2 separate regions of the Homo sapiens genome follow, and region 1 is linked to region 2. A link is an interaction called in ENCODE POLR2A ChIA-PET data of the cell type or tissue named here. Cell type or tissue: A673. All regions are shown on one strand. Each heading gives the region's core, and the rest is flanking DNA. Links, peaks and the distances in the headings are about the cores only.

Region 1 (11,224 bases), core at 1,421-9,420, 120 kb before region 2:
TTATATAGTCACTGTAAACGCTACACAATATTTTTATAAGATAACAAAGGAAAAGAAAAAACAGATATAGATTTTTAATAAGGAAAAGCTGGCCTATAGAAAATACCCAAGGCAGGTTACAGTAGCAAAGTTTAAGCCAACTTTGTTAAATGTCAGGTACATAACAAAAAAGTTTAACATTAGTCTTCTTTGGATAGTGAAACTATATGTGATTTAAGAAATGTTTTCTTTTAAATTTTTATTTTTCCACAATTAACATGTGTGATCTTGCAATTTAAAAAGTCAATGCCCCTTTTAAAAACACAATTCCATATTCCCCAGCCTTCCATTTTCTGTCTCTTGTTTCTTCTCTGCCTACTTTTCCATCAAAGTTTTCCTTCATTAACTTCCTTAGTTTTCTTGCTTTTATTTTTTTTAAGAGACTTTATTTCTGCCGGGCACGGTAGCTCACGCCTGTAATCCCAGCACTTTGGGAGGCCAAGGCAGGTGGATCACGAGGTCAGGAGATCAAGACCATTCTGGCTAACACGGTGAAACCCCGTCTCTACTAAAAATACAAAACAATTAGCTGGGCATGGTGGCGGGCGCCTGTAGTCCCAGCTACTCAGGAGGCTGAGGCAGGAGAATGGCGTGAACTCAGGAGGCGGAGTTTGCAATGAGCCGAGATCGCGCCACTGCACTCCAGCCTGGGCGACAGAGCAAGACTCTCTCAAAAAAAAGAGAGAGAGAGAGAGACTTTATTTCTCAGAGCAGTTTTACATTCACACCAAAATTAAAGGTTTAGAGATTTCCCATATTCCCCACCCCCACATATGCATGACCTCCCCTGCTATCAAAATCTCACACCAGAGGGGTATATTTGATACAAATGATGAAACTACATTGACACATCATTATCACCTAAGTCCGTAACTTACAATAGGGTTCACTCTTGGGTGTTGTATATTAAATGGGTTTTAACAAATATATAATGACATGTATCCACTATTACAGTGGAATAGTATTACAAAGAATAGCTTTACTGTCCTAAAAATCCTCTGTGCTCTGACTATCCTGTTCATCCCTCCCTCCCCATTAACCCTTGGAAACCACCGACTTTTTACTATCTCTAGTTTTTCCTTCTCCAGAATGTCATATAGTTGGACTCATACAGTGATATGGTTTAGCTCTGTGTCCCCACCGAAATCTCACCTTGAATTGTAATAATCCCCAAGTGTCAAGGGCGGGACCAGGTAGAGATAACTGCATCATGGTGTTGGTTTTCCCCATGCTGTTCTCGTGAGGGTGAATTAGTTTCTCACGAGATCTGATGATTCTATAAGGGGCTTCCCCTTTCACTCTGCATTCATTCTGTCTCCTGCCCCGCTGTGAAGAGATGCCTTCCACCATGACTGTAAGCTTCCTGTGGCCTCCCCACCTATGCAGAACTGTGAGTCAATTAAATCTCTTTTCTTTATAAATTACCCAGTCTCAGGTATTTCTTCACAGCAGGGTGAGAACAGACTCATATAGTATGTAGCCTTTTAAGACTGGCTTCTTTCACTTAGTAATATGCATCTAAGTCTCCTCTATGTCTCTTCGTGACATGACAGCATATTTCTTTTTAGAACTGAATGATTTTCCATTGTCAGGATATGCCACTGTTATCTACTCTCCTACTGAAGGATATCTTGGTTGCTCCCATGTTTTGGCAATTATGAATAAAGCTGCTATAATCATCCATATGCAGGTTTCTGTGTAGACATTAGTTTTCAATTAACTTGGGTTAATCAAGGAGAAAACTGCTAGATCATATGGTAAGAGTATGTTTAATTTTGTAAGACAAACTGTCTTTCAAAGTAGCTGTATCATTTTGCATTCCCACCAGCAATGAATAAAAGTTCTTGCCCTTCCACATCCTAACATTTGTTGTCGTCAGTATTCTGAATTTTGGCCATTCTAATAGTTGTGTAGTGGTTTCTGATTGTTGTTTTAATTTGCACTTCCCTGATGACATATGACATGGAGCATCTTTTCTTATGCTTTTTCACCACTTATATTATTGTCTTTGGTGAGGTATCTGTTAAGGCCTTTGGCCAATCTTTTAATCAAATTATGTCTTTATTATTGAGTTTTAAAGGTTCTTTAGACATTTTTAAGTAACAGTCCTCCATCAGGTATGTTTTATTGAGTTTTAAAGGTTCTTTAGACATTTTAAGTAACAGTACTCCATCAGGTATGTTTTTTTTCAGATGTTTTCCCCCAGTCTGTGGCTTGTTTTTTCATTCCATTGACAGTGTTTTTAACAGAAGAGAAGTTTTAATTTTGATGAAGTCCAGCTTATTAATTCATTGTTTCACAGATTGTGCCTTTGGTGTTGTATCTAAAACATCATGCCATCATACCCAAGGTCATCTATGTTTTCTCCTTTGTTATCTTTTAGGAGTTTTATAGTTTTTCATTTCACATTTAGGTCTGTGATCCATTTCAAGTTAATCTTTGTGACGGATATAAGGTCCCTGTCTTGATTCATTTTTTTGCATATTGATGTCTAGTTGTTCCAGCACCACCTGTTGAAAGAAAAGACTGTTTCCTGCATCTTACTGCCTTTTCTCCTATGTCAAAGATCAGTTGACGGCATTTACAAGGATCTAATTCTAGGCTGTCTATTCGGTCCTACTGATCTACTTGTCTGTTCTTTGGCCAATACCACACTGTCTTGATTATGGTACCCTCACAGAGATTTGTTTAACATGATGAGATCTGCCATTACATTTTTCCATATGTACAACTCAAATTGAAAAGGATGCCCCAAATGAGATAAAGTAATGTACTCTGCTGACACAGAATTACAAAAAAAACACTAAGACAGGGTCACTTTCCTCTAGAATCTGGAGGGAGACAGATCAGGAAATAAACTAATGTACTTACTACATTAGAGAAAAGCATCAACAAGGTGCTAATGGGAACCCGGAGGCAGGAGTGATACATCTCTCTAGGGGTATGATGAAAACTTCACAATCAAAAGTAGCATTTGAGCTCCGTTTTGAAGTGGTAGGCTACCGACAGGCAGAGAAAAGGCAGGAGTAGAAAGTGCATTCTAGACCGACACAGTAGCATGTACAAAGACATGGTAGCATAAAAGCATGGGTTTTCTAAAAACATTAGTAATTGTGTGTAGCTAGAGTTTAAGTACATGACACTGAATGTCAGGAGGAGACAGGAATGTTGAAGAAGGCCAGATTGGGAAAGGTCTTATATACCAGGCTAAAAAGCTGGAATTCTTCCTATAGGTGGGAATAACACATACTTACTGTAGCTACCATTTATTAAATATCTATTACATACTAGGCAAGGTGTTGTACATACTTTACTGCACTTAACGCTCAAAACTCTGCCATATAGGTATTTTCTCCTCATTGTACATGCAAGAAAAAAAGACTCAAGAGAGGTTAGGTAACTTTCTCAAATCAAGTCTGACTCCAAACTCTACACCATCTCCCAGAAAAAGAACTCCAACTGGCCAGGTGCAGTGGCTTGTGCCTGTAATCCCAGCACTTTGGAAGGTCAAAGCGGGCAGATCACTTGAGTCCAGGAGTTCGACACCAGCCTAGCCAACATGGTGAAACCCCATCTCTATTAAAAGTATGAAAAATTAGCCGGGTGTGTTGGCACACGCCTGTAGTCCCAGCTACTCAGGAGGCTGAGGCACGATAATTGCTTGAACCTGGGAGGCAGAAGTTGCAGTGAGCTGAGACTGTGCCACTGCACTCCAGCCTGGGCGACAGAGTGAGACTCCCTCTCCAAAAAAAAAAAAAAAAAAAAGAAAAAAAGGGAACTCCAAACTAATTGGGTGGTATAAAAATGTTAAATGGGGCTGCGCATGATAGCTCATGCTTGTAATCCCAGCACTGTGGGAGGCTTAGGCAGGAGGAGGATAGCCTGAGTCCAGGAGTTCTGGACCAGCCTGGACAATACAGTGAGATCCCATCTCTACAAAAAATTAAAATTTAAAAATTAGCTGGGTGTGGTGGCTTGTGTACCTGTAGTCCTAGCTACTCAGGAGGCTAAAGCAGAAGGATTGCTTGAGCCTAGGAGTTTGATGTTACAGTGAGCTATGATCACACCACTGCACTCCAACCTGGGTAGAGTGAGACATCTGTCTCTTTGGTGTTTAAAAAAAAAAAAAAAGTTCAAGGACCCTTTGAAATCGCTGGCATAGGCATCAGACTGGATAGGCTCATCTACTTACTTTTTCTTAGCAGTCTCTAAAACACAGAAATAATAAGAAATCTAAGACCAATTTTTCCTATGGTCTTTTACTGACGGTTTTCTCTCTCCTGACATTACTACAGCATTTGACATCAATAGCTATTTCAGGAGACAAGGTAGACAGAGTTCCCAAAGCAAAGACAGGAACAGAACAAGATTGTGGCTTGTGTATCATCAAATCTGACACCTGACCAAAATTCACTAGTGCAATGCTTTGTAAAAATATGCATTCAGGCTCTGAAGATCATGGGCTGCTTGAATTTGGTCATATTACTTAAGCTTTCTGAGCCTCAGGTTTCTTACATTTAAAATGAAATGCTAAGTACCACCTTTCACAATAGTTATGAAAGTTAAAATGGAATAAATAATGAGAAGGAAGACCCAATGACTACAACATGATAGGCATGCAACCTACCTTTCCTACTTATGCAGACAATTACTAGCACTGTTTACCTCATAGGATTTTTGTGAGGCTCAAATAAGGTGATGCTTGTGAAAGCCCTTAAGTGAAATATAATTATCCAACTAAGTTTTGCCATACTATTCAAGATACAAGAATGAATATAGTATAATCCTTGTCTTTACGGGAAGCTGATTTTCTAAAAAGGGAGCTACAAGTACATAGGTAAGTATAACACAGGTAAGCAGAAAGTGCTAGAAGAGTAGCCATAATAGTTAACACAATTGAGCACTTATGGGCCGGACCTAGTCTAGGTGTTTTACCTATATTCTTATTTAATCCTTAAACAAACTCTATGGAACAAGTACTATTATATTTCTAGATAACCGAAACTGAAGTAAGTACATGCTGGATAGGTAATCTGCTTAAGTTAATACAACTAGTTAGTGGTGGAGCTAAGGATTTAAATCCAAGAATTCTGACTCCATAGCTCATACAATTAAAAATGCAGGGGTGTGTATTTTTAAAATGGAGAAAGAACATGCCAACAATAACGAGGTCACTAACGTTTACTGAGCACTCACAGTGTGCCAGGTCCTATGCTAAGCACTTTACATGTAAACTCTTACTGAAGCCCAGCAATCCTCTGTGAGCTAGACATAGACAGCATCCCGATTTTACAAATGAGGCCAAAGACTAAATGAGGCTGGTTTACTTTGCTCAAGGTCTCATGGCTAGTTACCAAAAGAACCAAATCTCAAACTTAGCCCTATCAAGTATGTCAAGTAAATGTTCTTAACCTCTCTACTGTCTGGTTCAGTGTAGACAGGGACAGTAGGAGAGCTAACCTCAGAAAGAATTAGCAAAGGAGTAGCCAGTGAGGTAAGAAGAGGACCAACAGAGAGCAACATTCTGAAAGGCAAGGGAAGAGTCTTTCAAGGAGGAGGGCAAATGGATCAATTATCAAATGCTGCTGAGAGGCTGAGTAAGATGAGCACTGAGAATTTAAACACATTTTAGCAATGCAGAGGTCTGTGGTCACCTTGACCAAGTTGTTTCAATAGTATGGTGAGTTCAGAAGCCTCACTGGAGTGTGTTAAAGAGAGAAAGGAAGCAGCAGCAGAAACAATTAGTATATACAACATTAGAACATTTTTCACTTAGATAGCAGGGCTGTACAAAACACCCTGTCATACAGGGTAATGTGTTGATGAACCCATGTTTTAAAATTTGATATGTAACACCTCTGGGTGTTCAGTTTATTTCCATTTTTAAAATGCATAAAAAGAAATTAAGTGGAAATTTGAGAAAAAACATATGGAAGCGCTGAAGAACATCCATGGCGTCCTAGGGTCCTGCAGAACACACTTTGAAAACAATTATCTTAATCCAGAGGAATGAAATTCTGAGATGGAATTCAGCCAGTTGCAAACTAGGTTTAAGAAAGATATTTTTAGGATTTAGAGGGAATCTCCTAATGCTCTTCAGATTCTGCTACCTATTACTCAGGAAAGATAACCTTAGAACATTCCTTTCTTTCATCAAATGCTTTACCTTAAGATCTTTTGAATAAAAGGGATGTTTGTATATGGTATTTTCCACAAATGTTTGGTACTGAAGGATGCTAACTTTTATTCTGTGTTATTTTGGTTTTGTTTTTAGAGGAAGGTTCTCATGTCACCCAGGCTAGAATGCAGTGGAGTGATCGTAGCTCACTGTAACCATGAACTCATGGGCTCAAGCAATGTTCCTACCTCAGCCTCCCAAGTGGCTAGGGCTACAGGAGTATGCCACTATGCCTGACTACTTTTAAAATTTTTTGTAGCCATGGGGTCTCGCTGTGTTGCCCAGGCTAGTCTTGAATTACTGGCCTCAAGCAATCCTGCTTTGGCCTCCCAAAGCACTAGGATTACAAAGCATGAGCTAGAGTTTACCACCCCCAGTCCAATCTTTTTTACACACATATACATCTCTCTCTCCTTGCCAGCACCCAAGCAGGATTACAGGCATGCACCACCACACCCAGCTAATTTTTGTATTTTTTGTAGCAATACACACAGAGTATTTTAAATAAAAATGTAAGATCACTTTACTTTGTGATCCCTAATTCTATAAATGGGCTTGATTACCCTTTTGCCTTCATTCAAAATAACCTTTTAAATTACAACAGCAGTCCCTATAGACAAGCTAAAATAAGAAGTTAAGAAACTGAATTATGTTAAGCATTTCATATGTTATTTTGTTCTGACAGCAACCATTTACATGGGTCTTACCACCCCCATTTTATAGATAATAAATAAAACACAAAGTCGCCGGGTGCAGTGTCTCACACCTGTAATCCCAGCACTTTGGGAGGCCAAGGCAGACAGATCACCTGAGGTCAGGAGTTCGAGACCAGCCTGGCCAACATGGCAAAACCCTGTCTCTACTAAAAAATAAAAATAAAAAAATTAGCTGAGCATGGTGGTGCATGCCTGTAATCCCAGCTACTTGGGAGGATGAGGCAGGAGAATTGCTTGAACCCAGGAGGCAGAGGTTGCCGTGAGCCGAGATCACCCCATTGCACTCCAGCCTGGGCAAAAAGAGTGAAAATCTGTCTCAAAAAAAAAAAAAAAGAAAAGAAGGAAAAGAAAGTATGTGTTAGGAACTTTGAAAAGAAGAGGCCAGGAATGGTGGATCATACCTTTAATCCTAGCACTTAGGAGGCCAAGGCAGGAAGACTGCTTGAGCTCAGGAGTTTGAGACCAGCCTGGGAAACATAGTAAGACTCCATCTCTACAAAAAATAAAAACTAGCCAAGCATGGTGTTGCATGCCTGTAGTCCCAGCTTGGGAGGCTGAGGCAGGAGGATTGCTTCAGCCCTGGAGTTCGAGGCTGCAGTGAGCTATGACTGCTCCAGCCTGTGCAACACAGTGAGACCCTGTTTCAAAAAAAGAGAGAGGGGAGAGCTGTGGGAAATTAGTTGGGAAGGTAGGTCAGGAACTGACTGCAGTGTCCTTGGCTTAAATAAATGCCAGGCTGGGAAACTAAAGCTACGCTCTATATGCAGTAAAAGATTGTTAACATATTATGCAGCATAATTAGAGCCTTATTCTGTGCTTAAGACAGGGTTAAATGGAGAGACAAGAGGCAAAGGGATCAGATAGGAGCTCACTGTAATAGTACAGGTAAAACATACAGGCCTGAGTTACGTTTAGGTTGCCTATCATGGCCCAATATAAGCTCAGGCTCTAAGTTTGAACTTGGCTCTATCACTACCACTTAACAGCTGAGTGAGTTTGTGTGCTTCTTTTTTTTTTCTTTTGAGACAGTCAAGTCTTGCTCTGTCACCTAGGCCGGACTGCAGTGGCGCGATCTCAGCTCACTGCAACCTCTGCCTCCTGGGTTCAAGCCAATTCTCCTGCCTCAGCCTCCCGGGTAGCTGGGATTACAAGCGCACACCACCACGCCCAGCTAATTTTTGTATTTTTAGTAGAGATGGGGTTTTGCCATGTTGGCCAGGCTGGTCTCGAACTCCTGACCTCGGGTGATCCGCCCACCTTGGCCTCCCAAAGTGCTGGGATTACAGGCGTGAGGCACTGCGCCCAGAAACTTTGTCTTTTATTTATTATCTATAAAATGGGGATGGTAAGACCCATGTAAATGGTTGCTGTCAGAACAAAATAACATATGAAATGCTTAACATAATTTCTCAACTTCTACACTATTCACCTTTCAGGTGAAATAATTTTTTTTAATGGGCAACTGTTTTATGCATTATAAAATATTTAGCAGAATCCCTGGCCTCTACTTACTAGACACCAATAACAATTCTTTTCTATCCCCTGTCGTGACAACCAAAAAATGTCTTCATATTGCCAAATCAACCCCAGTTGAGAGCCATGTAACACTGTTTCTGGCATATAAAGTGACCAATGGAGGCAAGCTTTAAAAAATAACTGTGGGGCAGGGTGGTGGAGGGAGAAGGTGGTCATTTGGTGATGAAGACAGAAATATAAAAGACAACGTGTAGAGTGAGATGACCAAATTGGCTGGTTAGATGTGGAAGCCATGAGAGAGGGAGGTAGCAGGGGAGACCACAGCTTTAATTCTGTGTGTCTAGTCCTACTAAAGAAATAAGAAAGATAAGAAAGTGGGCAGGCTTGAAGAACCAGAGGGTCAGGTGGATGGAAATATTTGAAAGATATTAAGAATTGTGGCCTGGATCCAGAAAGAACGATTGGTGTAGGTCTCAAAGGCCAAAATCATTCTTCATGTCTCTTGAGCTTTTTATGATTTTAGCTTTATCTAGCACCTCTCAAGTGAGTACCAGTTACATGCCTTAACTATAAAGCCCTCGGGTGGGGGGGGGGAACAAAAACAAGCTAAAAGACATGACTGACAATGAATATATATTACCTTTAAAAATCAAAGAAAACGGGGCTGGGCACAGTGGCTCACACCTGTAATACCATCACTTTCAGAGGCTGAGGCGGGAAGATACTTGAGGCCAGGAGCCAAGACCAGCCTGGGCAACATAGTGAGACCCTGTCTCTATGAAATATTTTAAAATTTTGCCAGGCCAGGCATGGTGTCTCACACCTGTAATCCCAGCACTCTGAGAGGCTGAGGCGGGTGGATCACTTGAGCCCAGGAGTTCAAGACCAGCCTGGGCAACATGATGAAACCCCATTTCTACCAAAAATACAAAAATTAGCCAGGCTGATGACGTGCACCTGTAGTCCCAGGTACTCGGGAGGTTGAGGTGGGAGGATTGCTGGAGCCCAAGAGACGAAGGGAGCAGTGAGCCAAGATTCCGCACCACTGCATGCTAGCCTGGCAACAGAGCGAGACCCAATCTCAAAAAAAAAAAAAAAAGCCAGGTGTGGTGGTACACATCTGTTAAGTTCTAGCTACTTAGGAGGCTGACATGGAAGGATTGCTTGAGCCCATGAGCCCAGGAGTCTGAGGCACCACTGCACCCTGGCCTGGGCAAAGAGTGAGATCCCATCTCAAAAAAACAAAAAAAAAAAAAAAGAGAGAGAGAGAGAAAGGGTACTCTTTTCATTTTTTTAAAATCAGAAAAAATTAAATATATTTTAAAAATCACTATAAATTTGTACATAGTAAAAGATGCTTTTAATTTTCCATCCTTTCTGGGTTTTTTTGTTTTTGTTTTTTGAGACGGAGTCTCACTCTGTCACCAGGCTGGGGTGCAGTGGCGCGATACTGGCTCACTACAACCTCCACCTCCTGGGTTCAAGCGATTCTCCAGCTTCAACCTCCCAAGTAGCTGGGATTACAGGCACGCGCCACCATGCCCTGCTAATTTTTGTATTTTTGGTAGAGACAGGGTTTCACTATATTGGCCAGGATGGCCTTGATCTCTTGACCTCGTTGTGATCCACCCACCTCGGCCTCCCAAAGTGCTGGGATTACAGGCGTGAGCCACCGCGCCTGGCCTAATTTTCCATCCTTTCACCAGACAACTGAAGAAGAGGTGTATACTGATCCTCTTGAAGATTAAGTCTTCTTTTTTTTTTTTTTTTTTTGAGACATGGTTTCGCTCTATTGCCATGCTGGAGTGCAGTCAACCTACGTCTCCTGGGTTCAAGCAATTTTCCTGCCTCAGCCTCCCAAGTAGCTGGGATTACAGGCATGCGCCACTACCCCGGCTAACTTTTTGTATTTTTAGTAGAGACAGGGTTTCACCATGTTGGCCAGGCTGGTCTCGAACTCCTGACCTCAGGTGATCCGCCCGCCTCAGCTTCCCAAAGTGCTGGAATTACAGGTGTGAGCCACTGTGCCCAGCCAATTAAGTCACTTTCTAAGCTTTTAATATGTGCCACATATTTTAGAGACATTGGTAAAAGGGAAAAAGTTGTATCCAAACTGATAGTGTCTAAATTCCAGCTGCACAACGGAGAAGCCAGATCTACCTGATTCTACATTCTCCAGCCCCTACTGGTCTCTATGACAGTTTTTACAGCCTTTGTCAAGCTACCTGAACAAATAAGACTGCATCCCTGCCCTTTACCTATGAAACAGTGTGTACCCCAAGGACCCTCCAAGCACTAGCCAAAGCAAATTAGCATTGGAACTGACCTGAGGCATCTACATACAACGACTGTACTTCAGATTTTCCAGGAATATTCTGTTTTGTGGTATTCATGAAACCGATGTTCTCCAAATTCCAATATTCAGGAATGCACACTAAACCTCCACATAAAAATTCCAAGTCATGTCATTACACATTTGCCAAAACACATTGAACGTACAACATCAAGTGCAAATCCTAACGGAAACAAAATGAATGACAGCAAAATAGACTTGGATTGGTTATAAATATATACTGCAATCTCTAGTGAAACAACTAAAAAACTTTTAAAAGTACAATTGTTATACTAAGAAATGAGAGAAAATGGAAACACATAAAATGCTCAATTAAAACCACAAAAGAAACAAAAAAACACAAAACACAGGAAATGTGTAGAAGAGAAAAAGAGAACAAGGACAACAAAAAACAATAAATATATAGCAGGTATTAATCAACTACATCAGTAATCACTTTGAACATCAATGGTTTAAATGTAC
Region 2 (11,224 bases), core at 1,521-9,520:
GAGACTGTATAGACACATTGGTTACTTTCAGTCCCTACCATGTTAAGGCTCTCATGTTTCTAGTTTATATTATTCACTCTTCATCTTGTATCAAATAGTATTTAAGAGCCTAATGCTATTTTGCTTTGTTTCCTAAAAGGCATTAAGGATCAAAAGTCTCTCCCATTCCACATGGAGTTCTGCTTCCATGTCACATGCCCAGGGCCAGCATTTTTAAGCAAGGGTCTCTTTGCTTCCTTGTCTCCCCATTGGCAAGGATTTGTCCTAAACCTCACAACAGCATCTTTCTCCAACATCACAAATTGGCTTTGGACTTTGCTCTTCTCCTTAGAAATACATAAAGGCATCTTTAAAAAATAAATAAATAGGCCAGGCGCGGTGGCTCACGCCTGTAATCCCAGCCCTTTGGGAGGCCGAGGCAGGCGGATCACGAGGTCAGGAGAACGAGACCAGCCTGGCCAATATGGTGAAACCCCGTCTCTACTAAAAATACAAAAAATTAGCCGGGCGTGGTGGTGGGCGCCTGTAGTCCCAGCTACTCGGGAGGCTGAGGCAGGAGAATGGCGTGAACCCAGGAGGCGGAGGTTGCAGTGAGCCAAGATCGCGCCACTGCACTCCAGCCTGGGTGACAGAGCGAAACTCCGTCTCAAAAAAATAAATAAATAAATAAATAAAAATCATGACCAGTTAAGGAAAAAAAAAGTCAAGATTTTTAAACAAGCAATTTTCAAAGACCATACTTGTCTCCACGGCTAAAATTGAAGTCTGGCTTTAATTCTTGCATCTACCATTAAAACACAGTCTCCTAAATACTAGACTCCTTAAGGTACAAATGGCCCTTTGTATCCTCTACCAGAAGCTAGTGCTCAGATTCCAAGAGTGTAAGCCCTGGATCAGACACATTTGGGTCTGAGTCCCATCTCTCCCACTTAGGGGGCCAAGTCACTTAAGTTGTTCCTCCCATCTGCAAAATGAAAATAATGTTACTCTCCTTATAAGGTTGCTGCATGTAATTATCACACAGTGGGCACACAATAAATTTCAGCTCAAGAAAAAAGGAAAGGCAAACCATTAACGACAAAATTTTCAGAGAAAGACACTAGTCACACCCAAGTACTAATTAGGCTAATACTGCACATCAATATAATTGTTAAATCACAACTCAGCGAAGAAATCAGTTGAGACCAAAACTTTCTAACAAGAACATAAACAGTTCAACATATCCTCTAAGAACGAGAGAAAAATTAAGTTTTTGTGTGTGTGATTTACAATTTAAATGGTAAAAATTCTTCTAGATAGAGCACATATGAGCTTGACAATAACATTCGAAACTCCTGGCTGGAAGTCCTCCTTACTTCATTACTTCATACCAAGGCATGCTGACAAACCTCCTTACCCTGAGCTAAGCTCTGGATTGAGACCCTGGAATCAAAGTGTCACCGAGCAAGAATTATATATTCTAGCTTATACCCAAGTATCAGAAAAATTTTACTAAAATATCAATTAAACCAAGTGGGGTGTGCCATACACTACATGAGTCTGGTGCCTGGGATTAAAAATCTATTAGAAACGGGTTTCACAAGATGATTTATCAAGAATCCACAGTAAATGTTCAGAGATATGGCTAGCATAGACAAAGTACAATAAATTAGAAATAGGAAAATTACCATAACTGGAATTTCTTTAAAAAATCCTCAATTTCTTTCAAAGTACAAAGTGTTTCCATGAAGAATTTTAAGGATGCTATTTAAAATAATTCGGAACTGAATTTTTTTCTTTTAGTAACTAGTGGAACAAACTTTTTAAACAACAGGATTACAAAATTCCTCCTTTTGTATTTGAAGAAGCTATTGTCACAATACAAAATTAAATAAAACAGAAGGGCAGGATGGCTCACGCCTATAATCCCAACACTTTGGGAGCCCGGGGTGGGCGGATCACTTGGTCAGGAGCTCAAGACCAGCCTGGCCAAAATGGTGAAACCCTGTCTCTACTAAAAATACAAAAATTAGCTGTGCATGGTGGCATGCACCTGTAATCCTGGCTACTCGGGCTCCTGAAGCATGAGAATGGCTTAAACCCAGGAGGCAGAGGTTACAATGAGCCAAGATCACGCCACTGCACTCCAGCCTGGGCAACAGAGCAAGACTCTGTCTCAAACAAACAAAAAAATTAAATAAGAAAAAATGACAATAGGTTTTTTTCTTATTCAAAAAGTTTTAAAGATAAAATCAAATTAAAATTAAACAATCAATTTTTTTAAAAGGATAAAATTTTTAAAAATCAAATTATAATCTAGGCTTCAATTATGGTAAAGTTACATCAGCTACCTATTGTTTCCAATAGAACACAATAAAATGGTAATTAAACATAATTATTAATATAAATTACAAAACTACAACACGCAATAAAAGTCAAAGAAATTGTCCTTTAATGCACTTGAGATAACATCTGTTTCAAAAACTGCTGGCAATATCTTTTCTCAAGCTCACTTTTCCAACATTATCTAATGAGGAGGCAAGGGAATGTTTATGATGTCTTTACAGTTATTTCAATAAATCATTTATGTAGGGGTACAAGTACCTACAAAATTACTATATATTTTACACCCAACTTCTGAAATTCACTAAGCACTAAGAAACACAATGTTTTAAGAAAGACCTAAGTTTTTAAAGATGAAATCCTATCTCACAGCAGTTAAATTAAAAAAAAAAAAAGATCAGAAAAACACATCTAAAAATCTCTACACTACTCTGGAGTTAGCTGAATTCTCTTAGAGGATGAGGAAGAAAAGAGGAGAGGCAGGGACAGGGAGGCAAGAGGAAGGATGAAAGGAGAGAAAGAAAAGTAAGGAGGGGGTACCTAGGCAGTAAGGCCTGTGGGACTGGTTCAACTTCGAACAAATTTCCTCTTCCCTAAGACTCAGTTTACTCATTTGTAAAATGTACACACCATCACCTATGTCAGTGTTTCCCAAAGCAAGGAAACCACTGGATGATTTTAAATGGTACAAAGAGAAGGCATCATAAAACATTCCAAAGCTGTTAGTACCTTTTCCACTCTCTTTCAATCCTTCTGATTACATCAGAAGAAAAATGTGGTGTTAGTTTTTCTAGTGCCTCTCTAGTGCTTACTAATCTCTCTATCAAAGGCCTGGTCAGAGACCTTGGCAGACAATAGCATTTAGAATTTAACACAATTCTATTTTCATTAAATTTTTTTCATTGTTACTTTCTACTTGTGGCAAATAATTTTTCATTTAAGCTAATAAAAAAATTCATTTTAAAATAAATGTTGGGTTGCAGAATGTTAACTATTCAATATTTAAAAAATTAAATAAGCAATATATTAGAAAATGACAAAAATCATGTGGTGATACAGGAAAAACTGAAGATTTAAAAATACTGGTTTAGCAGAGTAGTGGTTAGTAGAAGGTTATTTTCAACTCTAAGCCTCAGTTTACTCATCTATAATAAGGGAATATCACCACCTATCCAAAGAAAAGTTATGGAAAGGATTACATGAGTTAGTTTAGCTCTGTGCCTAGTGCTGAGTGTTCAACAACTACTTGTTCCCTTCCCTTTTAAGGATATTACCAGAAAACCTTTTTAGAGACCTCCAGAGAGAGACTTTGGGTAGGGGATGGGGATGCTGGGCTTCCTGTATATCAGAGACAGGAGCATTTGCTCTGGTTCTAATACTTCCCACTAAGAACCTCCAGGGACCTAGCCTTGCTTTTACCCTGATAAAGCTGCAGTCTACTCTCCTAAGGCTCATAATTCTACTTACAAGCAAGACTGGGAATAAAGTGCTACAGAAAAGGGGCACATATCTTAAATCACTGAGAAGTCAAACCCTAAAGGGCACCAAGGAAGGAAGGACCATTTTATAACAAGTCCAAGCCAAAATAAAGTATTTCATTTGGGCAAATTCAACAACTCTGTAATGGAAAAGAAAGTCACTAGGTGGTTCATAACCAGCCTTTATCACCTGATATTGTCAAACTAGAGCCCACAGGGGAGAAAAACCTTGGGAGGAGGAGTTCCAACTCAGAGTAGGAATGCTTCAAGAAAAGGAACACCAACTGAGTACTTACTACAGTCCCACCATTGTGAGTAATAGGCACTTTATTTTACATATATTGCCAAATTTTTCCAAACCTATATGAGATAATTCCAAGTCAACTGACCAAATTGCCAAATCTCCAAATAGCCAATTCTCTAAATTTGTCAAAAATTTGTTTTAAATATTTGGACAGTTTATAAAAATTCATATTGATGAGACAGTTAATTACCTTTTAAGGATTTCTGCCAAGTCAGAACTGACCGTTGGAATACCAGCATTTTTAAGATGTTCAATTTGTCTCTACACTGCAGCTGGAGAGAGCTGAAGCAGAGAGGACCTCTGCTGGTAGAAATATACATCCTTGTCTGGGCTGCAGGGCATGGGGGAGAAATGATGTATAGGAAACGGGAAAAACAAAAAGGAAAAAAATGGTGGGGAGCATTTAAGAAAAACGAGATGAACAACGGGTTCTGTAAGGTCTACAGATTAGATTCAGCAAACTGTCTTTTATTGAATGGAATACTGGGTAAACTGAACATCTGGGAAACTGGTTTTCAATGACTTGGATTGTGGTAAACTGGTCTGCTGTACCTATGAGATCGATGATATTAACATTACTTACAGATAAGGAAATTAACTCAGAAACTTTTGTAAAGTAATACAGCTACATTCCAGGTTTTCCATAAACTACCTCATTTCATTCTCCAATAATCAATGTGGTGATTCCACATCCTTTTACCACCCTCCACCCAGTATCTCCACCCCCCTTCCACTCAACTGTCAAAAAAATACATTAAAAAATCACAAGAATAGACAGGATTTAAACCCAAGTCTAACGTTAAAGCTCAGGCTCTAATGCACCTAGTTATCACTACATCCTACCAATTTGCTGAAATAATTTTTAACCCCTGCCCTCCCACTGCTGAAGTTTGTCTACCATTACTACAGTAACTCCTTTCTGCAAAGATCTGCTTTTCAGAGGTTGAGTCACATTACCGTGGAAATATTTCAGGCAAAAGAGTATTTCAGAGATCTCATTTTATTTACCCTGAACAACCTTATTGCTCACACGATTTCAGATCAAATCAGAACTGAAATTGCTTGAGAACTTCCATTAGAGACTCTCAGACTGGCAATCCCTGCTGTGTATTAACAACTTTTTCCGTTCATTATGTTGGCTTCATTCACAAGCACACTGGCATGTAATTTCATTATTGTGATCTAAGAGTGACTAGGTTAGTCTCATTAAATAAATGTAAAAACTAAAATAATCCTAAAATCTGCAAGATCTATGTAACACCTTACCGCTTGCTCAAACTATCTGCTTTACTGCTGGACTCTTCAGGGATTTATCACATTTATGATGCTGGAAGACATGTCTTATCTGACCTACTGACACATAAAACCTAACTTTTCTTATAGCAACAATGTCAAGGTCCTTTCTATCAATAAGATAGTACTTCAAGGCTCTCTAAACAGCTGCGAATATATTCTACCCTTTTGGTAAGCAGAAAAGTTCTTTATTCATAGAACTTAAGATGTGGCTCACATATAAAGCATTTTTAAAACATTAATATTTTTACTTTTACACTGACTGAGTATAATCAGAAACTTTCACTAAGAAAATTCCCACTGTGTAAAATATTTTAAGAATCAATTAAACTGTTACTTTTAAAAAAGTGTTAAATATTTGTTCTGATTCCCCACTGGGTTCAAAAACCTCTTTGATGTTAAGATGGGGAAAAGATAGATCTTTTCAGCAAATCTGAATAGCACAAAATGACACTTTGAAAAATGCCACCCTCTCTTAAATCTTTTCAAGTACATATTTTAAATGATCAACAAATAGATGACAAACTTAATTATTTTTGTAGCCCATATTAGGCTTCCCTTTGCACTTTAGTAGTACCTCTTATTAATTATTTCTGATCTTCAATGTACACCCAAGGCTACGCTTAATGTTTTAGCAAATAGAATACCATTCTTTTGAAATTGACAAAAGCTATAAATTTAACTCAAGACAGCTTTTGTAGTTCAGTTAGATTCAAGGTCATCTCAAGGCTTTTAATTACTAACCAGGAATTGAGGAGGTTTGTACCCGCTATAGTTGAGAGAAAGAGCAGCTGGCTTATTCATTTTCTTATTAAAGAGCATTATAAAACCTATCTTGGCAAATTACAAGTTTCTGATCACCAGTGGTGAGCACAAAGCAGCAAAGCAAATGATCTTCAAATGTTCATGTTTACTTTCAATCAACATAAACTTTAACAATGTCTAAAGACTACTTAATTTTAATTTCAGCAAATATGACTTATGCTTTAATAAAAAAATGTATAGATAGCTGGATTCCCAAAATGTTCCTATTTCCATTCTGAAATCAGACCTGTTAAAAACTGTGAATGCCCTTCAAATTAGCATAAGATTTATTTAGATTCTTTCACCATCAAACACTGCACAGGATCAGGATAGAAACTAGCCACTGAGGAACCCATGCAGATTTCTAAAGGAATGCAAGTTTAAATTCTCTCTGCATGTACTTAATTTCTATTCACACTCAGGTATAGGTAGGTCTCAAGACACATTAAAGACTGTGGGAGATGATATAATTGTATTAGAAGACACACGCACATCAACTTATCATCCCGAGATTTTTAGAGGCAACCAGAGAAGGCTCTAGGGTGTCTCTGCCACCCATTCACCCATATCTATAAGAATTCGAAGGTAGCCTCAGAAGGGTCCTTAAGCACAGCTCTGACCAGACTGGAGATGCTAGGATGAGGGTGCAGGGCAACATTCTAGTGCCAGAATCAAAAAGAAAAAAAAAGGGCGGGTAGGGGGGGAATGACTCTCTCTCACCCCAAAATGATAAAAAGCAAAGAGCCTACCCACAGTATCTCAAATTCTATCTCAAGCACCAGGCATTTATTAAAATAAATAAGTACTGCTGGCAGCCCTGGATGTTGGTATGCAAGGTATCTCAGTGTAAATTAAAGTAGTTGTTGGTGAGGGTACATTGAGATAGACACACACTTCTCAAAATTATCCCCCAAAATAAGCCAAGATAAAAGCAAGCACAAGATGGTGTGAGAAGTACTATTATAACACTGAAAAAATAAAACCTATCTAAATGGCCAGCAATGAAAAACAATGGGCTGTCATACAGCTATCGAAAGTTTCAAATAACTTGATGTTCAATGAGTGAAGTTTATAACAGGAGAAAAAACATTTAAAATTAAACAAAAAGCAGAAAACGTAATAGTATATACTGTATGACTAAAAAAATGCAAAAAAAAAAAAAAAACCTTGGATTTGAGGTCTAGAAGAAAATGTTAATGAAAGTTGCTTAGTGGTAGGATTATAGGTTATTTTCCCTTCGTTTTCCATATTCTCTTCAGTAACCATGCATTAATTTTAAAAACACTGGATTCTTAAGCAGCTCACATCTTAAGAACCAAAGGACCTAAGGGCCACAGGCAATTCAAGCACAGACAGACCCTCAGAAATCACAAGTATTTAAAACCTAAATATACGATGCAGCTGTATCTTTCCTGCTTTTATTTATATGCAAGCACTTCCAACTGTGTTTCCCAGGGTATGTTCCTTAGACAACGCTTTAACCCTGCTTTCCAAACAAGGCATTTGAAACATCGGGTATTCTCCAGCCAGGAGTCCTTATCTATGCTCTGAAACTAGCTTTGGAGAATAAATTTACAGTGTTTCACACACTTCGGCTTGCTCAGTATTTATTTTTTGATGGGCACACTGTACGAAAAGCAAACTTATTTTGAAATATTTTGAAAAGGCTCGCAGCAGATAGGAAATTTTATCTCCAAATGTTAAATGCACTTCTTCACAGCAGTACTTTCAGCAACTGCTTGCAGTCAGTTCTGAATTCCAGGGAACCAAAGTATCTCTCAGATTCGATCTGTCACCAAGAAAGGGAATATTTTTTTGTGGGAAAGCAATTGTATTTTCCCACATTAGGTGATTGATTAAGTTCTCTCCCTAAAAGGCTGATTGGTTTCCTGGTGCCAGTAAAATGATTGATGAATATTTCAACTGCAGCTACCCTGCTACACTCTTCACTTCACCCCTCCCCCATGCACCTCTCCCCTTTCCTGCTGGGTTCCCTTTTTACAGACCAGCAGCATTTAAGGAAGTTTCCCTTCTGTTTTGCAATTTCCCTTAATGAATCAACGTTCTCAAATGAAGCGCATTTAATCTTAGGAAGACAGCACTCTTCTCAATGCTGAATGAGTTTTGCAGATAAATATCCCATTACAAGGAATGAGGAAAAACTCTAAAATTAACTATGAGTTTGACTCAGCAAATGAAACTGTACTCAAAAAAGAGAAAGTGTGGCATGGAGGGGTTATAAATGAAAAAAGTGATCTTGTTTAAACAACAAAAATACTCCATAATTTATTTCAAATTTACATTACAAATTATCATAACATCAGAACTGTAACTGTAAACATTTCTATAAGGCAGACTCAAAGAATGAAATTTACAGATAAATTATGGGATCTCACAGACTTTAAAGCAGCCAAGGGTTCTAAAGCAGAACAGGGAAACAGTTTGGTAAATGTAAATATTCTCAGAGGGATGATTGAACAGTATCTGACATCAAAATCATCCCAGAGAATGTGGGCAGTCAGTACCACAGCTATTTGCTTTAGGCAGAACTTTTCTAAATTGCAACTTCCTGTTTTGCCCAATTCATTCCATCATAAACCTGGAAAATCCTTTCAGGGATTATCTAATTTAGCTCCTCCATTTTTATAGGTGGACCCACAGAGACATGCATTTGAGACAGAGCTAGAATCAGATCCTAGGCATAAAGTATCTCCTGGGCCTCATAACTCCTCAATGTTTGGGCTCCTCTCTAAAGTCTTTTCCTATTCAAACTACTTTGCTAACATAATCTATTAACCCACACTGCCTATCCTCTTTTACATCTTTCTCACTATCTCTCTTTTCATTAGGAAATCACCTTCTGTATTTTATAAATTTTGGACACCTAGCTCTTATATTTCTTTTGTGAGACAGAATTTTAAAAAGGTACATGGGACAAAGGCCACCTTTTCCTAAACTGCATTCCCGAATACAGTCAAGCAAACAGCCACTAGTTTATTGGCCATCTCGTCTTAATCTGGGATATCTAGTCACTTTAAATTACAGGAGAACCATGTTTCCAAACAGAAACTACATTCTAGTTCCAGGAGGGCCTATCAAACCTTGGATTTAGCTTAAACACACTGCTTGACTTAGATATTGGCCCCAATTTCCTCAAGTAGCTGAAAAGCACATTCCTTTCCCTTATATTTTGTAGACTTACTCTGACTACCAGCAAGGGACTCTGAGATAAGCAAAAGGCTCATATTCCTGACTTGCCTCTTTCATTCATTCAATATTCATGGAACACCAATTCTCAGTGCTTAGGATACAGATAAAAGACATTGTACTCCTGCCTTGAGTAACTCAAAACGCCTTCATTCCTTAGCACCCCTTGGGTTCACCGAAGATTGTCCCTGATTTGGCAAAATTGTTTTCTGGCCAAAGGCTTATTAAAACCAACATGAGGCCAGGGGCTGTGGCTCACAGTTGTTAATCCCAGCACTTTGGGAGGCCAAGGCGGGTGGATCATGAGATCAGGAGTTCGAGACCAGCCTGGCCAACACAGTGACACCCTGTCTCTACTAAAAATACAAAAATTAGCTGGGTGCGATGGTGGGCACCTATAATCCCAGCTACTCAGGAGGCTGAGGCAGAAAAATTGCTTGAACCCAGGAGGTAGAGGTTGCACTGAGCCAAGATCGCACCACTGCACTCCAACCTGGGTGACAGAGCTAGACTCCATCTCAAAAAAAAAAAAAAACAACCACCATGAGGTGGGATGCCGAGGCAGGCAGATCACCTGAGATCACAAGTTCGAGACCAGCCTGGCCAACATGGTGAAATCTCGTCTCTACTAAAAACACAAAAATTAGTCAGGCATGGTGGCGGGCACCTGTAATCCCAGCTGCTCCAGGGGCTGAAGCAGGAGAATCACTTAAACCAGGGAGGCGGAGGCTGCAGTGAGCCAAGATCTCGCCACTGCACTCCAGCCTGGGAGACAGAGTGAGACTCCAACTAAAAAAAAATAAATAAATAAAAATAAAAATAAAATAAAAGCCAGCATGAGAGAAAAGAAAAAAGTCACTTGCAATTCTAAGAGTGGGTCTTTTTGGCTCTCTAATCAATAAAAGTTGAATTCTGGGCCTCTCCAACATAGATAAATGCCCCAGATTCTCAGGTTTTTGCTTTTAGGCAGATACTATGCTTGGCAATTTACAGACCTTGTCTCTAATCCTTATAACCCTACAGTCAATTTCAGAAATGTCAGAGTATATTGGAGAAGAGGGGATGTTAAATCTATGAAACAAATTATTAATGCTGTTACTAGCTGCGAAATCTGGAGGTTTAAACTCTGTGGGTCTCAGTTTTCTCCTGTAAGATGGGGATAACAGAACACCTACCTCAGAGTTAAGACGATAAATATACATAAGGTGTTTAGATTATAAACACTATGTAAATGTTAGCTATTAATGTTAAATGAGAACACTAAAGTTCAGAGAAGTCAAGTGACAAAGTCGCATAGCTGTGATCTTTGTTAGGCCACACTCCAGAGTCCCTGCTCTTTGCCTCACACCATCTAACCAAAATCCTTCCTCCCTGGATGGGACTACTATTGCCATTTCCAAAAAACAAAGCCCTCTAAATGCATGTCAATGGGGGGCTTCCCCCAGGTGGTTTATTATCCTGCTAAAAAGGCATCTTGGGGGAAGGATTCCAAGAATAGAGAGAGGAAGTCTCCTGACAGGTTAGACTTCAAGGGTACAGAAAGAATATGGAAGAAAAAAGCCAAATCTGTCTCAGTTATTAGGTTTCGTAATTAAAGCAATTTAACTCAACTGAAGAATGCAATTGAAGATTTCACATGAATCTTCAAATCCAAACATTAAGAAATAAAAGAAAGGCTTGTATTTTCTTATAACTAAGCTGCAATCCCCACAAAACACAAAAATGTTTTCAAAGGTACATTACATGAAACTCCAAGAATATCAAGATAATTAGAGCTCTTAGGAAGGAAGCCCAAATAATTATCTCACTGATCTTT

The links. ChIA-PET counts read pairs that join two places held together with the same protein. Peaks named below come from ENCODE experiments on the same cell type or tissue, not always from the same donor. Only the 100,000 strongest peaks of a DNase experiment are listed, where the experiment ranks them.
Region 1: POLR2A ChIA-PET joins it to region 2 with 10 read pairs; 6 of 35 experiments call an interaction of 5 or more read pairs at or near these places.

Annotation. Positions count from the first base shown.
Region 1 is chr9:124,634,109-124,645,332 of GRCh38, forward strand. The region is part of intron 2 of NR6A1 (nuclear receptor subfamily 6 group A member 1); the gene reads right to left. Among named protein-coding and RNA genes, the nearest start is that of MIR181A2HG, 19 kb to the right of the region's middle. In A673, for the core only: no CTCF peak of the experiment used is centred there; no DNase peak of the experiment used is centred there.
Region 2 is chr9:124,750,112-124,761,335 of GRCh38, forward strand. All of the region lies in intron 1 of NR6A1 (nuclear receptor subfamily 6 group A member 1), which reads right to left. It overlaps LOC124900274 (a long non-coding RNA gene), which reads right to left. Exons shown (of 2, transcript XR_007061773.1): 1 at 1-11,224. Among named protein-coding and RNA genes, the nearest start is that of NR6A1, 16 kb to the right of the region's middle. RefSeq lists enhancers at 10,415-10,970, 10,971-11,224. In A673, for the core only: a CTCF peak has its summit at 4,420; DNase peaks (open chromatin) are centred at 4,400, 5,210 and 8,220; H3K4me3 peaks cover 1,145 bases; H3K27ac peaks cover 1,972 bases.